Linked DNA regions of Homo sapiens: region 1 is linked to region 2. A link is a loop called in an ENCODE intact Hi-C map of the cell type or tissue named here. Cell type or tissue: right lobe of liver. All regions are shown on one strand. Links, peaks and the distances in the headings refer to the core of each region. The heading gives the core; the rest is flanking DNA.

Evidence for each region. Hi-C counts contacts between places; a loop is a spot of excess contacts. Peaks named below come from ENCODE experiments on the same cell type or tissue, not always from the same donor. Only the 100,000 strongest peaks of a DNase experiment are listed, where the experiment ranks them.
Region 1: it touches region 2 in a loop (4-fold over the local background); 16 of 110 quality-filtered maps call a loop at or near these places.

What each region holds. Positions count from the first base shown.
Region 1 is chr4:169,897,504-169,909,569 of GRCh38, forward strand. No RefSeq gene overlaps it. Among named protein-coding and RNA genes, the nearest start is that of LINC02275, 72 kb to the right of the region's middle. In right lobe of liver, for the core only: CTCF peaks have their summits at 5,345 and 8,821; DNase peaks (open chromatin) are centred at 5,668 and 8,758; H3K4me3 peaks cover 424 bases; H3K27ac peaks cover 814 bases.
Region 2 is chr4:170,029,841-170,041,906 of GRCh38, forward strand. It overlaps LOC101928198 (a long non-coding RNA gene), which reads right to left and starts at 3,163. Exons shown (of 3, transcript NR_125890.2): 1 at 2,944-3,163; 2 at 2,222-2,411; 3 at 1,934-2,058. In right lobe of liver, for the core only: no CTCF peak of the experiment used is centred there; no DNase peak of the experiment used is centred there.

The sequences.
Region 1 (12,066 bases), core at 2,113-10,112, 130 kb before region 2:
CCCAACCTGAATATTTGAAATTGATACTTTTCCAGAAGATCCGAGCCATGTGTCCCTGTACTTAAATAGAGACCAAACTTTTGAGAAGTAACTCTTCCCACATGTAGAAAAATGAAATGCTTTTCTTCCACCATAGTAGTAAAAGCATAAAACAATTCTCCACAGGAGTTTGCAGATGGGATCAATAATTTGTTTTTTTCCCTTTTATTGAGATGAAGGTAAATTCCTAAAACAGACTTCTTTTTATTTGCTATTATTTTACAATTTATTTTTATTTTTTGTGGAGATGGTGGTCTCTCTATGCTGTGCAGGCTCATCTGGAACTCCAGAGCTCAAGTGATCCTCCCATCTTGGCCTCCTAAAGTGCGGAGATTACACATGTGAGCCACCATGCCTGGCCCTAAAACAGATTTCATTCCTTATGCTTAAATCTGAATGCATATTGCTTTTCCTTCGTTCTTCAGCATCATGAATGAACACTCACACTGTTTTGACATTGGTCAAGTTGGTCTCAACTCCAGCCTGGGCAGTCTGCATTCCCAATCAATGCATCTACATCCTGTATTCAACAGTGGCGTAGAAACTGCTGTGCTCCAAATTCAGGGTATGCAGAATTTTAGTCCTTCCCTTTTATGTGAAAGTTAAAATTTAAAGAACAGTAAAAGGTAAATAAGTCATAATTTAATATAAACCTCAGGCAGAGGCTATGTTACTCATAGCTTTGCCATCTGGAATTTTGATAAATTAGATTTGGATTATCTCTTACAGATTGTAGTTTACCTTTAAAGAGGCCAAATGCTATTTCCTGTCAGTTTTCTTAACTACCTGTCAAGCACAATTCCTCCTCATAGCCTAGGACTGATTACAGTGAAGGAGGTTTAGGCCACAGCTGATCCAGCCATCATCTGCTAGCCAAACAAAGTGGTTAAAAATCAGTGCAATTCTGCCATCAGCCAAATTTTAGAATGAAATACTTTAGGGGCAGCTGCTCTTTTACCAGAAAATCATATAGCTTTAGCACTTCCTTGCTGTCTGAGATTTCCAGACCCCCTTGATATGGTTTGTCTTTGTGTCCCCACCCAAATCTCATTTTGAATTGTAATCCCCATCATCCCCACTTGACGAGGGAGGGACCTGGTTGGAGGTGACTGGATCATGGGGGCGGTTTCCTCCATGCTGTTCTTGTGATAGTGAGTGGGTTCTCATGACATCTAATTTTTTTTTTGTTGTTGTTGTTTTTTAAGATGGAGTCTCGCTCTGTCGCCAGGCTGTAGTACAGTGGTGTGATCTCGGCTTACTGCAACCTCCGCCTCCTGGATTCAAACAATTCTCGTGCCTCAGCCTCCCCAGTAGCTGGGATTACAGGCACACACCACCACACCCAGCTAATTTTTGTATTTTTAGTAGAGACGGGCTTTCCCCATGTTGGCCAGAATGGTCTCGATCTCCTGACCTTGTGATCCGCCTGCCTCAGCCTCTGAAAGTGCTGGGATTACAGGCTTGAGCCACCGTGCCCTACCAACATCTAATTGTTTTATAAGGGGCTCTTCCCCCTTGGCACTCTCTCTCGCTTTCTCTCTTTCTCTTTCTCTGTCTCTCATGTTGCCATGTAAGACGTGCCTGCTTCCCCTTCTGCCATGATTTTAAGTTTCCTGAGGCCTCCCTAGCCATGCGGAACTGTGAGTCAATTAAACCTCTTTCCTTTATAAATTATCCAGTCTTGGGTATTTCTTTATAGCAGTGTGAGAATGGACTAATATACCCCCTAAAAAAATCCCTTGGAAATGAACAAATTCCATCTATCTGTATGATAGACTGGTGAGTCATAGAGCAGCCCAGAGAAACACAATGGTCCATTATAGAGTGAGAAGTTGTAGGTGTTAAAGAAGATCACAAAGGAAACCAGTTCTTGCTTTCAGCTCAGCCTACATATCCTGGCTGTGATCTCCATGGCACAATCAGAATTTTGGAATGGTGCTCATTTTAATCTTATGAGTCAGGGCTTATGCGTATTCATTAAAACACCACAGGAACAGGTGGTATACAAAAGCAGAAAGCAAGAGGGGGTACAGAGAGCAGTCAAACATTTTTTCCAGTGAATGTGGGAGAAAGAGAGGAGAGAGGAAAAACTATGTACATTTCGGGAATTTCCTCTGGTTGTTTTGTGGGCAGAGTGACATTCAAGGATACAGGCTCAGATGGGGTTATAAGCCATTGGGGGTTACAATTAGACTTCTAGTTCCATTTGTCTTTTGCTTTGAGGAGTTTCTGTGGTTTTCTCTGGGAGAGTGATAGTACTGGTTTGGGATCTCTCTCTGTGTTGAACTCTTCCAGGTCCTTCTTGAGAAGACATGAATAACTCTGCACTGTCTTTTTCCATAACTTGAGAGGAATTAAAAAATAATATTTAGGCCAGGCACAGTGGCTCATGCCTGTAATTACAGCACTTTGGGAGGCTGAGGCGGGCGGATCACCTGAGGTCAGGAGTTCGAGACCAGATTGGCCAACATGGTGAAACCCCATCTATACTAAAAATACAAAAATTGGCAGGGTGTGGTGGTGCTCGCCTGTAATCCCAGCTACTCAGGAGGCTGTGGCAGGAGAATCACTTGAACCCAGGAGGCGGAGGTTGCAGTGAGCCAAGATTGTGCCACTGCACTCCAGCCTGGGTGACAGAGTGAGACCCTGTCTCAAATAATAATAATAATAATATTTAGGCATTTTAAATTGGACAAGCACACAAGAACATCGCTGCTGTAACTGGGATGGACTCAGCACATATGTTCATGGATCTTCCCACTCATCTTGCTCTCACTTGGCTTTTGCCTGGCTGGGAATGGCCATCTGAGCCACTGGTACATCAGTGTGTAAACCTGCCAAGTTCAGCTTGGGTCTCTGTCTTCCATAAAGCCTGCCAACCCACACATCTGGACTTCCTTCTGTCACTGCTACACAGATTCCATATATGTTTCCTGAATGTTTTTGTGTTCCACCTGAAACACCAGCAATTCCAATTGTGGGATTATATCTTTAGTAAATGTCTTCTATAGCCACGTGGCGGCAAGCACAGAGTAGCACACAGTGGGTTCTTGGGTAAATATCGGTCAAAGGTGTGAGTCATAGAGAACAATTAGAGCTAGAAATTTATTGCCAGAAAGAAGAGAAAGGAAAAGCAGGACTGTAGGAGGGGTGGGGAAACTCAGCTTAAGGCTACCCAACTGACCATTTGCTTGTGAAATGTCTTCACCTGTTTTGGAGGACAGCGGAATGTGTATCTGTTTCCACGTCTAACAGCTGAAGGGTAAAAATATCTCAGTTTAGAGCTCTTTCTCAGGCATCAATCTGGTCATTTGGGCTGCCCTTCTCTTGGACTTAGTTATTCCAGGTGTAGGATACGGGGGCCACTTGTGCACCAGAACAGAAGGAGCCCCTACGGGGGACGTGTTGAGAAGACTGTGTGGGCATGGAGAAGTGGTTCTATATGGAAGTCCTTCTAAAGGCCAAGATAAGAGACCCCCTTCACCCCCCCACCCCAACTCCTCTCAGCATTTTTAGAGACTGGGAAGCATTTCTTGACAGTGCTTTGTTTCTGAAAGAAAGCAAGACAGAAAAATTTGGAGTCACTATCCAGGAGATACTTTGTCCTCCTAGAGAAAATAAGGCTCAGAAACAGTGGTCTGAGTATTTGTCTTAGAAGAAGTGGATACAACTGAATCTGAATGAATCTTTCTCCCATGATGAAACAAAAAATTCCAGCACAAAATCTGTGAGAATCTTTGTTGTGAGAAATGTGAGAAAATGAAATAAATTTTAGCCCTGATGAAAAAAAAATTGTTAACCCAAAAATGAGCGGTTACTAAATGTAAGACACAGAGATGTATGTATACATATTTATATACACATGTATAGATAATTGACACATTATATATATGATGTGATCTACCACACACACAGGCCTACAGGCAATTGACAAGTAGGAAATGAGGAAGTCAATCAGTCAATCAGTTTCAAGGACTCTGCTGGGTGATCTACATTGTTATGTGCCCTGAAGGGTAAATATAAAGGGACAGGTGTCCAGATTGCCCTGCCTTAGAATTAGCTGCCTTTTTTTTTTTTTTTTTTTTTGAGGCGGAGTCTTGCTCTGTTGCCCAGGCTGGAGTGCAGTGTCACGATCTCAGCTCACTACAGCCTCCGCCTCCTGGGTTCAAGCAATTCTCCTGTCTCAGCCTCCTGAGTAGCTGGTATTACAGGCACCCGCCACCATGCCCGGCTAATTTTTGTATTTTTAGTAGATATGGGGTTTCACCATGCTGGCCAGATCTGGAACTCCTGACCTCAGGTGATCTGCCTGCCTCGGCCTCCAAAAGTTCTGGGATTACAGGCGTGAGCCACCGCATCCAGCTAGAATTAGTTTTTAATAAAGAAAAGAGGCTGAGTAGAACCTTACTAGGACATCAAATAGTCCTGGTCAGGGAAATAGAGACAGTAAGAACAGAGATGTAACCGCTGAGTTAGGGACGCTCAAACGCACTGATAGGACTGCAAATCCTATGTTTGGATGCGGCCAGCCCTTGCAAATGTAGAGCAGTCTGTGAGTAATTTGAGGAGATTCTGCTGTCCTCAAATCATCTCCTGTAGCCATATTTCATGACACTTCCTCTCCTGTTCTAACATTTGAAATTCTCCCCTCGGAGGACTACTTCAGTCTAGATAATGAAAATAAGGTCATTGCTAAAGCCCTCAATTCCACTGTTTTTCAGCCTTTTAAAGCCTATTTTTTTCTTGGCCAACATAAAACATGCCTTCCTTTAATGTTATCTGATGTTTTAAAATAAAAAAGTTGCAACTAAGAACAATGCAAAAATTTTATTTCGTTCACTTCATCAAACTACGAAGATTCCCCTCTCTATCGCCTCCCATTTTCTGACTGAGGAGTGTGACCTGGATGCAGAGAATGTGAGCTCCATGTGGGGAGTGGCTGTATCTTGTTTGTTGCTGTTTCCCCAACTTCTAGCAGTTTTTGGAGCAAAATCAGGGCTCATGTTTGTCCTTCCATCTGGAAGATGTGGCTGTGGCTGTGAATCTGGATGAATCTTGTGCCATGAGGAGAAAATCAAGGCATAAAATCCGTGGGGATGTTTTTAACACAGAGAAGCAGAAGTGATGGGTCTGTGCCTTGGAAAGTCTATGACAGTCTTCATGGGTTGATGTTTTCCAGGCAGCACTCAGAAAGCTGCCCTGAGTGGATGAGCTAGGAGGTCCATAATTTCCATAGGGTAGAAGGACAGATAACAGTAACAAGCCACCAGTGGCCACGTAACTGCAACTATGATCAGAGAAACAGGTGAGGGCAGTATGGGTCTTAGAACAGGTTTCAGAAACTCAGGCTTTGGTCAAGCAAGAGGGGACATTGGGTACTACGGGGATGGAAGTGACGTACAGAGGACAGTGGCGTGGAGTGAAACCGATCATCTAGCCCTCTGCCCCAGACACCCCCAACTTCTTGTCATCTCCTTATGCAAGGACCCAAAGTTCTTCTGACTGGCTGCGCCTCCAGCCTCATCTCCTGTTCTGTTTCCTCTTGCCTGCAGTTCCAGCCACATGGATCTCGGTGCTATTGCTCAACCATGCTGCAGAATCACTACCATCTCTCAGCCTTTGCCCCTGATGCCCCCTCTGCCGGGAAGCCTCTTTCCCTAGATACTGACACTGCTTTTCACTCACTCCATCCAAGCCCCGCCCAGATTCACCTTCCCAGAGGTCTTCCCTGGACACCCCATCCAAACCACACCCTCTTTTCTTCTCTTTCTATCCTCCTCTCAGTTGCTTTATTTTTCTCTGTGATAATCCTCACTCTCTGACTTTACATCTACTGTATATCTATATCTATACACACACACGCGCGCATTTGTTTATTGCTTTTTCCCCCTACTAGAATGTCAGCTCCCTGCTATATTTCCAGGTCCTAGAACAATACCTGGCTCACAGCATCTTAGTAAAATGTTCGTGGGACAAGTGACTAAAGCAGATATGGTTTTGAATCCAGGCCTGGCTATGTATTGGTTGTATTATGTTGGAAAATTACTTAATCTTCCTAACCTGACTTTGCTCATTTGTAAACTAAGTTGATTATACATTTCTCAATAGACTGTGGTAAGGATACAGCACACGCAAGCCTGCCTGTGCCTAGTGCATAGTCAGTGCCCAATAAAGGCTGTGATTTCAGCTTGGTTTATATTTTAAATAATTTGCTCTTTGTTAGCTACAGATCTGAAGAGATTTCCAGCCCAAATCCTGTTCTGTACTTTTTCTTGAGCCAGGAGTGTAGGGTGGTGGTGAATCACTGATTCACAAGTGTGATGGAAATATGTTTTAGTGAGATGCATAAAGAACAAAAAAAAAAATCACAAACGTTTGACTTTTCTTAAGAATAACATACTATCTATCTTTTCCTTGTGGGAGAGATGTTATGACCTTCCGTATTATTTCAGTTTATGGAAAAAACATGTGAGTGTGTGTATGAATTGTAAACTCACCTCCGATCAGCCTCTGAGGGATGCTGGATCTATGATACACTTTGTCCTTCTGAGAACAAAACTCTTCCCAGGTAAATGCGCTTGGAACATACATTTATTTCTGTCTTAACCTGATTTTTGATCGTGTTGGAGGATGATGACAGTTGGGAAGTATAAAAGGAAGAAATCTAAGAATAGAAAGAACTAGATCAATCTTAGTGTACTTCTGGAGAGACAGACAATGCTTGAAATTGTGGTTGTAGAGACCTAGTTTGTTAATTTAAACCATCATTTGTCTATTTTTTAGAAAAGACTCACGAAGAAATTCTAACGGTGAGTAAAGCAAATCTTATGGCCCCAAATATGCCAGATATGCCAGATAAAATTAATATTTTTTTCCTGAAAACTGTTTTATATCATGCAGTGTTGCATAGTTTGCTTATCTGACAATGTGTATCTTGGGATACTGGAACATCAGTCACAGGAGTTACTATTTTCTTTTAGCATAAAAAATTTAAAAAATCTTTAGAGATGTAGTTCTAAAAAAACAAAAACAAAGTAAGAGGGGAAGGCTTGCTGAAGAAAACATGACCTTTTAAATAATTCATCTACAGTGCTTCTTGAAACTAGAGAAATACCGTGTATGGGGATTCATGTTTTATAAAATATCAGTGAGACCATTATTTGCTGAAAATGTTTTTCTGGCACTGATTAAAATTATTAATTATTTTACTTTTCTCACTTAGATTATCTAATCTTAACATTTCTTTTCTTGTTTCTTCTAAATCCTATCTCTCAAAAGGTAGGATTAATTTATCTTTTGCTTACAAAAACAATATCTGAGTGGAGCCCTGGATTGAAATTCAAGGACTCACTAGGTGTCTACTAATGTAGTAGGGATAACATTGAGTGTTACAGCTTGGAAGCTGATTACCTTTATGACATACAGCTTGGAAGCTGATTAGCTGTGTGACACTGGGTAACCCACTGTTATTCTCTGTGCTTCTATTATTTGTTCTATAGGAATAAGATAATGCTGACCAAATGATATACTAAAAAGCATTTGTGCAGCTGAGAAAATAAAGATGCTGATGCGCCATATTATTGAAGAAATAATTCTTGCTTTTGTGTCTGTTCTAGGGGAAAAGATTAAGAGAAAGAACTGAAAATTGAATTCTGTTCTACAATAAAAGTGTAGCTGCCAGGCTCATCCTTAGAGCCCGCAGAAAATAAAGAGGTGCCATGGATCCGGCACCAATGGTTCTTTCTGACAGAGGCCTTTGGCCTTCCAAGCCCCTCACTCTGCTGGCCTATTGGAGAATGTGTGCTGATTCCCAGAAGAGCCTCATGCCCTTTCTGCCTCCTGCCCAGGTCCTGGAAGTTTTCAGAGAAAAGGGTGCCATTATCCAAGTCTAATAATTTTCTATTTTAAATGCTGAATTTTATTATCGGGTAATCATCATTGTGGAAAGGCAAAGCCATTCACTAATAGGAAGCATACTATAAATTCATAGATGACATTTGCTCATGTTTTCCTGTATGAGATCTGGAAGCCAAGTGTTTAAGCATGCACCCACTCCCCCACAACTTTTTTTTTTTTTCAGATGGAATCTCGCTCTGTCAACAGGCTGGAGTGCAGTGGCGTGATCTCAGCTCACTGCAACCTCCGAGTCCCGGGTTCAAGCGATTCTCCTGCCTCAGCCTCCCGAGTAGCTGGGACTACAGGCATGCGCCAGCACACCTGGCTAATTTTTGTAGTTTTAGTAGAGATGGGGTTTCACCATGTTGGCCAGGATGGTCTCGATCTCTTGACCTCATGATCCGCCAGCCTTGGCCTCCCAAAGTGCTGGGATTACAGGCCTGAGCCACCGTGCCTGGCCGCACCCACCACTTTTTAACATCATACAAGATTAAGCTGAAAAATAGGTGATTACTAAATTTGATATTCTGGAGATGTGATGGTCATGGAAGATCTTTTGGCATAATCCCTCCACCTGTTGCCTTGGGTTTGGTCCTTCTTATTTCCTGTCTAGGTAATTGAAGTGGCCTGCACTTGGACTTCCTTCTCAATAGCCCTTCATCTGCTCTCACATTGTTGCCAGAGTGCTCTTCTCAAAACACAAGTTTGATCAAGTAATGTTTCATTTAAAATTCTGGGCTGGGTGTGGTGGCACAATGCCTGTAGTCCTAGCTACTCGGGAGGGTGAGGTGGGAGGATCGCTTGAGCCTGGGAGTTTGAGGTTGCAGTAAGCTGAGATTGCACCATTGCCCTTCTGCTTGGGCAACAGAGGGAGACTCTGCCTCAAAAAAAAAAAAAAAAGAACAAAACAAGAAAATTCTTCATTGCCTCCTCATTGCCATCAGTCTAAAGTCCAGATTTCTTAACTAGGTGCCTAATGAAGACTGGTCTTGAAAAAATTGTTTGAACTTGCAAAATATTGTCATTGGAAGAGTTACAAGCAGGGTTTTTGTTTGTTTGTTTGTTTGTTTTTGCCTTCTATGAATAGAGACTGGAATTTATTTTTGTTCAGACTATGTTCAGAAAGAGACCATTCTGCTAGTCACCTTTGGTTATGCAGAAGTAGTAGGAGGATTTAAATATTATTCTTGTGGCTGGCTGAAATTGACAAGGGTCCCAGTGAAAATGCTCAAAATGGGATGCTAAATACCCTCTTTAATAATGCAATACTTATAACTAAAATTTGTTGAGCCAGATTCTATGTGCCAGGTACTCTTGTAAGCTTTTTATTTGTATTAATGTAATGGCTGATAGTAATTCTGTTACAATCCCTTGCTATTGATGAAATGGAGACACAGAGGGGTTCAATAGTATGCCCAAGGACACACAGATAAGTAACCAGTAGAATTCAGATTGGAATCCAACACGTCTAGCTCCAGAGTCCTCACTCTCAAGCACTGTGTGATAGAGCCTCCATTGCATAAGCAGGGCTAAGCCCTACAGAATTAGAAACATCCTTCCCACCTACCAAATCTGGATGTCTCATGGCTTCTTTTACTAAGCATTTGCATGTGGGGTGTGGAATTTGAAGCTAGAGCATGGCTAGAGGAATGTGCTGCCTTAGTCTCTTCAACTCACTCTGGAGGAAGAACTGAAAAAGTACAGTGCAGTGGGGACTAGGATATTGGTGTCCTACATTGGTATTACATAAGGATGAATAACTCAGATATTGAGGAGTATCCTGTAAATAGTATGTTTGTCTTATTTGATTCATCTTATTTCATATTCTTTTAAATTAAAAAAATTAAATTTATTTGTATTGGTTTTTTTAAGACATGGGATCTTGCTGTGTTGCCCAGGCTGGGGTGCAGTGGCTAGTCACAGGTGCAGTCATAGCACACTATAGCCCATAACTCCTGGGCTCTAGTGATCCTCCCTCCTCAGCCTCCCAAGTAGCTGGGACTGTAGCTGTGCCACCATGCCCAACTAGTTTTACTAGTTTTGAGAGCAAACAATGGGATATTATTTGTAGGGGCTGACTATTCCCACTGTCAATCATTTTGGAGAAGGAAATTCAAAAATAGGCATTTAAATCAGTAGAGAAAGTTTTTATTTGGGCGGGGGGGGTGCTGTCAGAGTTGGACCTAAACAAATACATGGCCATTTAGGGGGCATCCCTTTGGTGGAGGTTGAACCAGCCTGCTGAGAGCTTGGTTGGGATTAAAGGATTGGGTTGGGCCATTGGGCTCCAAGGTCAATTCTTTCTATTAGCTGTTGTAAATAAATCTGTTAATTTGTCCTTAACCTTCCAATCTTCTGTAAAGTTTTGTTAAAGGTCATGGTTAGGTATGATGACTCATCTCAAGGCCAGAGAAGAGATGGCAAAGGCCCCATCTATCTATCTTCCTCTTTCCAATTGCTCCTCTCCACATAGAAGCAATTGGATTCCCACCCAGCACAGTGCATTCTTTCAGGTCTCCATGCTTTGTCGCACTCTGGACTTGGAGGGCCTGTTGTTGACCTCCCAATCCACTTTGTTTTCAGTTATACTTTGCTGCCTGCAGCTGGGGCTTACACATTACTAAGGATTTTCTTCATGGCAATGTTTGTTACAATGGAAACTAATCATCCAAAGAGATCCTGTTTTCAAATCCTCTTTCCACATCAACAGTACTTGAGGATGTACATCTAATCAAGTGATTTCAGAAGAATATTTAGGTTAACCTGCTGGCAGCTCATGCCCAGGGTCTTTGGTGATGTGACCCTTGTTCTTTGTACATTTTTGGTCAACATCTATTGATTGAGTGTATATCATGTATCAGGTATGGTTTAGGTGCTGGGTCTACAACTGTGAACAAGACACTGAAATCCTGGCCCTCACAAAGAGTGAATGCTATTGGGAGAAATAGACAATAAATAAGAAAAATAAATAGAAATATACCACACTAACAAGCAAGGCAGTTTTGTACACTTAGGCAGGTTGTGCATTGCACAAGTGTACCACAATCTGGAGGGGGGGGCCGTGACAGTGTTGACATCAGAGTTTTGTGAACTATTTATTTCTACAGTGTTCTTGCAGGTGTTCTTGGGGAAGATCATCTTTTTCTAATTTGCACAAAGCTGCTGTATGAGTTAATGGTAGGCCTATTAGTAACGAGTGAGCCTATTAGGAATCTGTTGCCAACATTCAGGTAAGAAATGATGGTAGCTTGGTTTAGGAAGTGGCAGTGGAAGTCGAGGAAAGTCTGTGTTTAAATTCTGTATATATTTTGAAAATAGAGCTGGAAGGATTTGCTACTGACTGGATGTGGCATTTAAGAGAAAAATTAGAATTAAGATTGCTACCAAAGTTTTTGGCCTAAGCAACTAGAAGCATCGAGTTGTCCTTAACTGAGGTAGGGAGGATTTCAGGAGGAGTTGGTTTGGGGGTCAAAGATCAGCAGCTATATTTTGGACGTGTTAAGGTTGAGATGTCTATTAAACATTCATGTGGAGCTGTCACATAGGCAGCTGGATATATGAGTCTACAGGGGAGAAACATGTCCAGACTGAAGATATAAATTATATTACTTTAGGAGAGCTACCATAAGCCATAATTTGTCCTTTAATGGATGACAATGTTGGCAAATACATAATTTTTATCCAATATTTGTAATAAGTTCTTCCCTATTATATACTTTTCTATCTTGTAATACAAACTGAATAAATAAATTTGTTTTAGCTTGTCATTCTGCCTTGGAAAAGTTTGAAAAATACTTTGAACACATCATTCCTGAAATAATTTGCTCTTATAAAATTATAAAATTAAGACTAAGACAAGTCTTTAAAAATTTAGTTTTAGAGAAAAGAGTAAATAGACCTCTCTCTAGCCATTGAATTTTTACGTAGGGAACTTGAATGTGACTGTATATGATAACTCACTGGAATTATTTTATGTGGCAAGAATGAGATTTACTGTAAATAGTATATAATATCATCAATTACTATATGAATCTCTCAAACACTGATTATAGTGTAGCAGGAAGAGCCACAGACAAAATCCCTCAGACACCAAGTTAAAGAAGGAAGGGCTTTATTCGGCCAGAAGCGTCG
Region 2 (12,066 bases), core at 1,347-9,346:
CCTCTGATCTTCCCAAGGTGAATGCCTCTTGAGTACTTCACCTGTTTTCATTTGACACCTAACCTTGATTGATTTTTCTTTCATCTCCTCCGCTACACTGTAGGCAACCTGATCGCAAGGGCTGTGTCTCAGCCATCTTTGTGTCTTCGTTCTTAGTCTTCAATAGAATTTTACTTAATAAATAAATACTTAACATATGGACTGATATAATGTTTAAAGTTTATTAATTTAAAAAAAATGTTGCTGAGAATTATAAACAGATTGCAAAGAAAAAATGCCAGAACAGTCACATCATATGCAACCTGCTGAATGGTTATGCTCCTAACAATAAGTTAGGAGACTAAGATAATTGAGCTCTCAGATTTGACCTCCTTAAGCCCAATGAATTTTCTTCAGCTTCAGAAATCAGGAAGTATTTTGTGAACCAGTCTGATGTCCTTGTTTTATTGGTCTGTAACTGCATGAAGCCCAGCACTGTATTACTAATTAACCCACAAATTCCATTGTTCTTTATCACTGTATTTATTTCTTTCCACAACGTGGTAATAACCTTCTAATTATGTGGTTACTCCTTAGAATAGATTTAGTTTATTTTTTTCTGTTGAAAGCATGGCACCCCAGGAGGGCAGACTAGCCTTTTTGGAATTAGCATAATTTTTTACAGTTCTATCAGCTCATAATGTCTGCTGGGGGCACCTGGTACTAACTATGGGCGAACTGATCACCAGCTTCAGGATCACCTGGTGGATGAAGTTTCCATTCCAGACCTCTGGATAGAGTAGTCCAAGAGGCAGTGATTTTTAACAAGTCCTCCTGGTGACTCTGCACACTCTATGTGAGAAACAGTTCTAAGTCACATGGATAAAAGGAAAAATAATAACTCTTGGTCAAAAACTTCAAGTAGCCCCTGTATTGGGTTTTCTTTGGCAGAGAGATCTATGTGGGTGGGAGAGGTATCTGCCCATTAATAAAAGTGTTGTTAATATCTGTGCTTCTTACATAGCCTTGGCTTATATTAGAGGGTCTGGAGAACATAGGAGAGTAACCCAGTAAAGTAGCTGCTTGTTTTTGCACTTGTTGAACAACATAGAGATTTTGCTTTGTAATCGATGCAGGCCCAATGGTACTCTCCAGTTTCTCCTTTCTATATTCTAACCCCTCCAACAGAGAGTGAGTGGAGCATTGGAGGTTTTGACCTCACACTCTTCCTGGAAGAGGACAATAAGAGGTGTATGATGCTACCTACATTAGGCTATCCCTTATTCCTGGGAGTTTGAAACAGCACAATTAGAAGGAGGGTTAGGGGAAGAATGAAAGAAACCCAGTACTTCTCTCTAGTCTTGTGATTTGCTGGTTGAGGAGAGCAAGGCCTCTTGAAAAGGCTGAGTCAATACAGTATTAGGAAAATATTCCCCTTCCTCATTCTGGGTTTGGACTCAGCATTGACATCGGTCCCTTGGAGGGGTGTGCATGTGTGTGGGTTAAGTGGTTATCCAGCTGGAAGAATCAGGAGATCAAATGGCATGGCTGCAACTCACAGCGGCAGAAGACCCAGCGTGAAGGGTCGCATCCTTCCTAGACCTCCCTCTGAGACCACACCAAAGCCCTTCCCTCCTGGAGAGTTTGCAGCTTGCCAGCTTGGGACACTAATGACCATCACAGCTGAGCCTCCCACCCCACCAGGGTTTCATTTTAGTCAGTAACTCAGATGTAGGGCCATGGATTATTGGCAGGAGAAAGGATGCATCTGGAACTTTGCCTCCTGTGTGTAGGGGTGGCATTTCTTGAAAGGTGGGTGGATATTTGCAGAGGAAGGTTAGAAAAGGAATGTCTTGGTGAGAGAAGTATGAAACAGAGCCCTGGAGACTCCAAGTATGGGGATGGCTGAGCTCTAGAGGGGACCCCTTTGTAAAGAATTTGACTTCACAGTTACTTTACTTTTGGATTCTGGAAAAGTCGTGACTTGTATTTAGCTTGGAGTTTGTTCTTCTTGTTCATAATTTCCTCAGGAAGGAAGGAAAGCCAGATATCCACTTTCCCACTATACAATGGAGGATGCTGGAGTTGGGTGACCCAGGGAAACAAATAAGCAAGGAAACAAACATCAGCAGTCAACATATGGGAAAACAAACACGCAAAGAAGCCAACATATTCTCCAAGAATGTGGCCCACCAGGTGAATCCTTTGTCCCCAGGCTTGACAGGGAGGCTGCGCCACTCACCTCCAAATGCTGCTTAGAAGAGGAGGGCTCTCAAGCTCAGGGGAGGCTCTGGCAGCATCATTGTGATCTCAGTAGGAATAACTGTGACTTTGCTATTGCATGATGAGAAATCCAAATGAAGCTCATGAAGTCGACTGTAATTTTCTAGGCTGGTGACTTTCATGGCTCTCCTTTTTTGAGTAGTTGTTTACTAGAATTAAGAGAGAAGAAACAGAATTCTGTATTTTATCTTTTTATTTATTTATTTATTTATTTTTTTGAGACAGGGTCTCGCTCTGTTGCCCATGCTGGAGTGCAGTGGTGCAACCATGGCTCACTGCAGCCTCAAACTCCTGGACTCAGGCAATCCTCCCACCTGAACAACCTGAGTAGCTGGAACTACAGGTGCACACTGTCATGCCCGGCTAATTTTCCAATTTTTTGTAGAGATGGGTGTCTTGCTATGTTCCCCAGGCTGGTCTCCATCTCCTGCCTCAAGTGATCCTCCCACCTTGGCCTCCCAAAGTACTCCTGGGATTAGAGGCATGGGCTACAACATCCAGCCTTGTCTTTTTATCTTTTGGATAGTCATGACACCAAAAATCCTGGTGTGGGCACCGTGGCTCCTTTGAGGGCAGAGGCTGAGGAGAAGCCCCAAGATATGGCCAAGGCCAGGAGGGATGAGGCTGAGGTGGATGGTAGAGGTGTACAAAGGCCTTTGTAGTGGTGTCTGGGGGACTTACAGAGACAAGAATGGGGAGAATGAGATGCTGGCTTGACAGTAGGTGGAGCAAGCTGGCTTTCATTTGGTAAGATTTGAAGGACCCTGGAAGGCTAAGCAGGCTTGCTTTATATGGGTATCTCGCTTCTCTTCTTGGGACCTCCCCACTGCTAAGTGAGGCTTTGCTAGAGCATGGAGCCAGCTACCCAAAGCCTGGGTCCCACCGTGAGAGGCCTCACAGTGGGGAGCCCAAAGGCCCAGGCCATGTGCAAGTAGATTGTCACAATGGGAAAGTGTGTTTGACACTAAAGTCTACTTTAGATGATGTCACAATTTTGACTTGATTCAACCCCAGAAATGAAGTTCCTAACAAATTGGACCTTTTTTATTCCCCATGATAAGAGGCCAAATGCTGTCACCTTCAGTATGATGCTGGCTCTGTCTTCCCCAAATAATAAATATTATTTCTATCCTTCATTCCAGGAATGATTGGCTGGTTTGTTTTGTTCTCGATCATGGATAAATATGCTCCTCAATAGCTTTTCTTTATTTATGTATTATGTGGAACATATGTCATAACTGCAGTTATCCAGCTGAGGAAGTAGGTTTCTTTATTTGGACCTAATTTCTTAAGAAATTATGTTTCTTTTATGATATTCAGGCATTTATAAGCTCTGCAGCTTTTCTTTAGAAGTCTTTTTGGTCTAATCTAGTAAAGTTTCTGGCACACAAGAGATGCCAATACATTTTGTTGAATTATCTGCTGGAAGTTGCAGGAAGAACCTCATGCTGGAGAATCCTGGAGGAAGGCATTTTAAAATACAGGCAACCATCAGTCCAGTTGGTTGGTCTGAAATATCATTCAGACTTTGGCCTTAAGTCTATTTGGTATTGATTCTGCTTTTCTCTCTGGTGACATGTTTCAGATCTGTTACCAACATGTTTCTCCCTGACTTCAGTCAGCCAGCAAAAAGACAAAATTGATTAATCCATGATGAATGTATGGCCAAATGTATGGATGACCTTGAAGCAGCGGCTGTTTTTTCAGCATCATGGTTTATGGGCTGTCTCATCATAGGTGGGCATTTCTTCTGCTAATTCCAAAGAGTCTTCCTTGCTGCTAAATCCAATGAACCCTCCTTGCTGCTAGTTCCAATGAGCCTTCCTCGCTGCTAGTTCCAATGAGACTTCCTTGCTGCTTTAATAGGAATTTTAAAAGCATGTTGAAATGAACCATCCCTAACATTTGAAGAATGTTGTCATTGTGTTTGTGAATGAACTGGGACAGTTTCCTAAAATGAATAGAAATTACAACTTGCTGCTCAGAAGTATGGAGCGTAGGGTAAGAAGGGCAGCTAAGAATTGCAAATAAGCATATTGATGTGGGTTAGCAGTGACGGGGAGAGAGAGAAAGTGGAGTATAAAAGGACCCTGCAGATCTCTGTCAATGTGATTGATTTCAGTGATGTATACTGCTGTGTGTGTATGTGCTTTTGGCCTGTAGTACTAATTACTGAAAATGGACTAAGATTAAAAAGGGAATTGCCAGATGCCTTTAGGAAACTTGGGCTGTTACATGAATATTATATTTAATTATATTAAAAGTCAACTATAGCTTATTGCCCATAAGAGACAAGGTAGGTAATGAGTTTACTCTGAGCACAACTGTTGGTTATCACTTAGCCATTAACCAGCCTGTGATTCGCCTAGCGCCAGCTCCCTGTTCTGAGGGCACCAGAAAAGCGGGAGAACCAAAGACAGCTCTAAAAAGGTCAGTATTACAAAAGAGTACCAAAATTGTCATCACAGGACAATCATGTTCCTCCACCCTGCCTTACACTCATTTTACAGCTTGGACTTGTTTGTGCATTGACTGCCTACTTGTTTTGGTACTTGGAAGCTTCAGGTTCTAAATGTCTTAATCTGGTTTTCTGTCTCTACCTCTTGTTTTTGCTCACATTTACTCTCTGCTACTTATTTTTCTTGAGAGCATTATTTGCCCTCTTTCATAATGTTATGGGAAGACTTATGGGAAAATGAGGAACCAAAACCATTTCTAGAAGCATCCAAAAGACTTCTCAGATGTAAGCCACGTTGTAGCCTCCAACGGCCTTCCTGTCAGCCTGACTTCCAGGACAGTTTTCAAAGGCTACAGGCATAAATGGTTGATTATTTCCTATAAGACGCTGGCTCAGGCATAGGTTTGCTTTAAATAGCAGTTGTTGTCTAACCTAAGGCATTAGACATAAGATATGATACACAAGTCAGGAACACATAAGTTACATAATTCAAGGATCTCTGGCTCTTTGACTCACCATGAATATACCATTAGTTTATCTGTGAGATCAACCTACATTTAAGTGTTAATGTAGGTTGCATTTAAGTGTTAAGAAACCAATATTGTCTGCTTCAAAGAGGCTGCTGTATTTCCAACTCCCTTTTAAGGTGTCCTTGCTTAACCTCCTCAGCTTCCCCTAAAGTTCCTCTGCCTCTGGCTCCATCAGGGTCTCACTTCCTGAAGGAGAAGGCCATGGTCTGAGTATACCTTTCTGTAAGCAGTGCCTGGGGGCCCAGAAGCTGAGAAGCAGCCCAGGAGGATGGAGACCTACTCAGTGCTCAAGGTCACCTTTGGTCAGGAGTGTCCTACCCTGCTTCATGTACCAGCCACTTCCTGGCCCCTGTCCTTGGTCACCAGGGTTGAGGATGATGGAAGAATGTGGTGATCATTCACCACTGCCCTTAGCTACCCAATGGCCTCCCAGCCCTTCCTGATGGCAGAAGAGGTTGAAGCCTGGGGTTGGGGCTGAAAGGACTCTTCCACTGTCCTCTTCTTGTCCCTGCTTCCCCAAGCATGGGCTGCGGGCTTGCTAGTTTCTTGCCAGTTTCTTCAGGCACTGTTACACCTGCCCCAGTTTTATTCAAGATACCTTGGGTGTTATGGATGACCCCTGGGGATTTCCTCAGAATCCCCTAAAATCTAGTCCACCTGTCAGAATTGCAGCTCTGTCTGGGGTTGCAGTAAGAGCAAGCAGTTGCTTGAAAGAGGCCTGGGGGTGGGACCATGGAATGACAAGAAACAGAATTTAAGAAGCAGGTAGGTATGTCTTCATTTTATACTCTTGTCAACCGAGTGTAACTTTTTAATGGAATCAGTATATTTAATATAAACAAATGCATATTGATTGTTTTGGGGAGAGAGTGTTTTTCATTTGTTGCATTAACTCTCAGACTGTATCATTCTAGACATTAAGATGACTACACATCACCACCGTGTCACTGAAGTGGTAAATTGGGAAATATTGTATGAGCTTCAGTACGATTTGCTCTTAATGTCACCATGAGAAATTAGCCATATGATTCATGCATTTTAGAATGGATTAGATTCAATATTTCAGACCAGTGAAACAAGTATTGTGAATAAGTGGGGAAATCTAGTCCATTGCCTACATTTTAATTCATTATAAAATAAATAGGCCAGATTTGTCTAACAGTTTAGGAACACTGCATAATTGGTAGTGACAGTTCATTTACGAAAGAACTAGAATGTCTTTTTTTTTAAGCCATAAAATAAATTGGACAGTGACTCTTATCCCATGATTTATTTATGGTGGAAGATTAATAAAAACATTAAGCATGATGAATGTATTTTCAGTGACAGGATTACAGCAAAAAAAAAAAATACTAGCAACAATAAAAATAAAATGAATTTTACATTTTTAATCAGTCTGAAGAATTTTGCTGCACAACAAAATAAGTGATATTATTTTTATCACTCACATTAAAATTGTTTTATTATGCAAACTCTATTGACGTGCATTGCCCATCTTCCCAAACTAGGGCTAAAGCCCCTTGAGAACAAAGGACTCATCTCATGTTCTTGCATCTGTTGTATCCTGGTATTGTCCTACACATAAAGGTATTGCTGAGTGCCTGTTAATGAAAACATAAACTTACTATTGATTTATAATTATACAGTTTTCAAATAAACTCTTCTATATTAGGAACTAGATATGTGAAAGAAAGGCAATGATTTCATTTTGAGTAGCTGTTCACCTAAAAAGAAAAAAGAAAAGATTATTTGGTTAGAAGCCAGTTGGTATTCACGGAAGTGGCTTTCTCATGGAGGTTTAGGTTCCAAAGTTAGTACATCGTAAAAATGAATCTAGAAAATCCCTTACACTGACCATAAAATTTAACATATGTTTGAGTGTATAATCTATGCAGTAATTCTTCTGCACACAAAAACTTCCAAAATGAGGGATAAAAGGAAAGTCCCTATGCCAATGTCTGGGTGACAATCAGAGCCATGTGTCTTGAAGGGATTTGTCAAATTGCCAGGTGAGTGGAGGCTAGGGTGAGATGTCCAAGGGGCTCCTGCTTGCCCACAGGATTTACTCCATTCAGCCTTAATATTAAGCCTTGATGGCTTTAATATGTATCACTATGAGGATTAAACCTGATAAGGAGTCACCTTTTCTGTATGTTATGGAGGGAAGGGCCAGATGCTGAAGTCAGGGAGCCCACTGCCCTTTTATCTTATGAATATGGTTTTATCTGATGTGAAAGGAGACTGGAGATTCATGGCAGTTTTCGGATTCAATTCCATCCTTTCGCAGTTGCTAGAGCTTCGTGCTTTAGCCATCCTGGAGTGGGGTTTGCTTAGAGAAGTTTTGATCCAGTAAAGAATTGCTTGATGAAGTCCTGTTTGGTTGGTTACTGCTCTCAGATCATGATGAACTACAGTGTGACAGTAAAACCAGAATATCGTTTATGTTTGAAATTTAATTTCACATTATTCTGGGTTTTAGGAAGACTTTGCCCAACCATCTTAAGATGGTCACAGGGGAGACTGCATAAGGCATAGTGCACTAGTGCAGTGTGTCACCATGATTGGGAAAAATATGCAAAATCTGGTGAGCAGTCTAAAGTCCATTATGCATCCAAAGTTCATCATTAACTGTTTTTGGGCAAAGATGTAGTATTTCTGTCCATTGCTGTGAGCCTGCTGTACATTTCTCAGCCTTTCTTTTAATGAGATCCTTACTAATTTAAGGCCTATCCAGGGCCTTGTTTGTAACTTGTTTGTAACTCAGGGCATGAAGAACCTGTATGGTCAAAGCTGGTGCAAGATTTATCCTGAAACAATGGTTTAGTTGCCAGGAATGCTGACTTAAGTTCGAGCTCCAAATATTAGCAACCATCATGACCTGACTGAGCAATGAGATTTATTCCTGAAAATTCTATGAAGAGCTTCAGCTCCAAATGGTTTCCTGGGGGTCACAAGAGCACTTTCATTTGCCACACTGTTGAGCAAAAACGAAGTGATGGAGAGCATGATTCTATGGGCTCCATAAATTTTTGTGCTCTTCTCATTTTAATTTCACTTCATACCTCCAACCTAGAGTGCAGTGTAATAAACCCCTTTCCAATGGGCTGGCATTACATGGAGGCAGAGTAGCTGCCCCCCCGGCACACGCTGAATTACTCAGGAGTAGGAGTCTCTGCAGACGGCTCTCCAGCCAGCATCCTTGGCCAGCCTGCAATGCATCCTTCTTTCCTCCCACCTGTGTGTTCCCACCTTTTGAGTTGCCACCTCATTTCCACAATGAGGATAATGGTCTTTCTCTCAGATGCTTGTGACCTCATGTACGTAAGTGTGGAGTGCACTGTTTGAAAGCGAAGCTGCATATAAAAGTGTCACGTGACTTGTGTGTGGTGGTATGGTTAGCACAATCGCAGCCTGGGTTGCACACTCAAAAGCCACGGGTTCAGTTCTACTGGGTTTGTGTGACAACTGTGCACACATGAGTAGCAGAAAACATTCATCCAGCCTGGGCAATATAGTGAGACCTTGTCTCTACAAAAAATAAAAACAATTAGCCAAGTCTGGTGGTGCATGCCTGTAGTCCCAGCTACTGGAGAGGATGAGGTGGGAGAAACGCTTGAGCCCGGGAAGAGGAGGCTGCAGTGAGCCAAGATTGCACCACTGCACTCCAGCCTGGGCGACAGAGAAAGACCCTGTCTCAAAAAAAGAAAGAAAGAAAGAAATAGGGGAAAACATTCATCCAAAACAGACATAGTGCCATCCTTCATCAGTCTTACTGTGACTCAAGTCTGCCAGTACAGAGGAATTGACTTACAGCAAGACACTTGATTAACAATTCAAGAAGGGGCCAATATTAGTGTCATGTTAGTGCAACGGACGGGCTGCTCAGATGACTGGCTGAGTTTTTCTTTCTGCAAGGATGTGATTTAATGAAGCTTTCCGGGTAGAGCATGCCGTGTTGCCATGGAGTAATTTGTAGGTGGTATATGTGGAATTGTGTTTCAAATGCAACCCTACTGTGTATGTATATATATATATTTGAAGAATGGTTCTTTTTTGTTAGTTTGTTTTGGGACACTTTAGTATAATTCAAGGGATCTCAGAGAAAATGCCCATGATCATTTTGCTCTTTCTAAAATAAATTATTGGGCTCTGATTTCTTCTTTTAAAATTAAGATTAATTTGTTAAAACATTTAAGTTGTGTAAATCATTCCCCACCCCCACCTCTTTTCTTGAATTGCGTTTATAGTGCTTGTATTGTAGTAAATAAAAATTATTCACTGATTTAATTCATTTTTATTTCTCCTGGGTTTTTTTTTTTGTGTGTGCTCCTTGTTTTCCTGTTATAGAATTGGTTCAGATTATAGTTTTTTCTGTCTCTTGTTTTTTAGTTCTGTCACTAATGAGTACATACAAATGCCAGGCATGGTGGTTCATGCCTGTAATCCCAGCACTTTGGGAGGCCAAGGCAATAGGATTGCTTGAGCCTAGGAGTTTGAGACCAGCCAGGGTAACATAGGGAGACCCCGTCTCTACAAAAAATAAGAAAATTAGCTGGGTAGGGTGGTGCCTGCCTGTGGGCCCAGCTACTCTGGAGGCTAAGGTGGGAGGATTGCTTGGGCCTGGGAGGTTTAGGCTGCAGGGAGCTGTCATCCTGCCACTGCACTCCAGCCTGAGCAAGATAGTGAGAAATTATCTCAAAAAAAAAAAAAAAGTATATACAAGAACAAGTTAGAAACACACATACACAAAACATTTTTCACAAAGTGAGTTTTCCTACATAAGGAGTTATATTTTGTTATTGAGCCTGCTATATGGAAATATGGTTAACAGATAATAAGAATGAGAAATGAGAGCTTCCCCCGACTTTTCTCTGCCATTTGTATTGACCAATTTATCTTTGATTAGCTGCTCTATGTAAAAAGTAATGTCATGGCAGATAAAACTTGTTTCAGTCTTTGAAAGTGATGGCAGCAGCAGCTGTCTGGTGCGGCTGCCATCACGCCAGCCGCTGCAGGGCATGGGGAGGAGGCAGACAGCCCCCTCACTTTCCCCCACAGCTTGCAGCGGGGAGCAGCACAACAGGGGAGCAGGGAGATCAGGCAGAGAGGGATCTCGATGTGGAGCTGGGGGGTCTTAGGGACGGACCAGGCAGAAGCCCCGCCCTTGCTCCTACCCACTTCGCAGCTGCAGCCGCCCAAACCAGTGGCTGCAGACTTAGATATTCCTGCACTCTTGGGGGCCTGGGAAGGCTCCCCTGCTTTTGCAGTCTTGGAAGTCCCTGCTCCTGCTGCCTGACTTCTCCCTACTGTTGGCACCAGCTCTGATCTTGGAGCAAAGTCTGGCCAAGCCTGGGTGCCATGAATGGCAGGAGGCAGATTCCTGGGTGGAAGGGGCCAGGGAGGGCCGGAAGGCTGCAGGAGGGGCTGCCAGATCCACCCACTGGAGTGTGGACTTGTGGTGCCTTTTCTGGGCCTCCCCATGGACCAATTGGCACATACTTCCTACCCTATGAGGTCCATAAACGCAACCCCCACCCCGCTCCCCAGCTCAGCCAGGGCAGATCAGAGGATGGAGAGTCACTAGAGGACCAGCTGCAGAGAAGAGCTATCCTATCTGTGGAGAGCTGGGAAGATGATGGGACCACCAGCTGCAGAGAGGAGCTACAGTATCTGCTGAGAACTGAGCACACGTTGGGAGGAGGCTCCTCTCTGCTGAGAGCTGCAGAGTTGATGGGACAACCTTCCTGCAGAAAGGAGCCACCCACTGTGGCTCTCCTCTGAGCTGTTCCAGCACTCAATAAAACTCCTCTTTGTCCTGTTCACCCTTCATTTGTCTAAATACCACATTCTTCCTGGATTCTTCCAGGAAGAATCCAGGACGTAGGACAAGAACTCAGGCAAAGGTGCCACTGGACACCCCAAAGAAAAAGCAACACCCCAAAGATCCCAAAACATAAGGACATGTTGTTCTAATAGCACAGACCAGGCATGCATTTCCATTTGGTATCTGAGTGGAACTTACCATTCCATGAAAGCAGACTTGATAGAATGTGTAACTACCCTGTCCGTTTCAGGCCACGTGGTTGATAATGTACATCTTGGCCAGGTGTTTTTATTGTAAGTCATTTCAAGCCTTTTTTGGAAACAGGGATGCCAATGAAATAAGTACAGTAAATAAACAAGGATATATGGACAGTTTTTTTTCTTTTTCTTCTCAGCGTCAGCACAGTATTCACCCTGAAGATGGAGAGTCATAGGTTTGAGGATCAGTATCAGGGGCATTCTGGATCATCTTTCAGAGTGGCAGTCCAAGCTAAAAGCCCAGTTCCGCCGCACAGGGTACATGAGCCAGCTGAGGCAATGTTTGGCTGAGAACAAGAAAAATGACTCAAAGAAAGTCAGTGTGGACACCTAAAGCCAGGACGATGTTCCAACAAGCTGATGATTTATAGAGCATTGGTGCAACCAGCCTTCTACCTCATGCAAAACCCAGGGAGTAGCCTCATATGGACCCTTTTGCTACTTTTTAACTGGCCTCCACCACCGGCCACACTTAAGTTTAAATTGGTGCAGTGGCTCATGCCCATAATCCCAGGACTTTGGGAGGCCGAGGCAGGTGGATCACCTGAGGTCAGGAGTTCGAGACCAGCTTGGCCAACATGGTGAAACCCCATCTCTACTAAAAAGAAGAAAAAGAAAATGCACACCTATAATCCCAGCTACTCGGGAGGCTGAGGCAGGAGAATCCCTTGAACCTGGGAGGCGGAGGTTGCAGTGAGCCAAGATCACCCCATTACACTCTAGCCTGGGCAACAA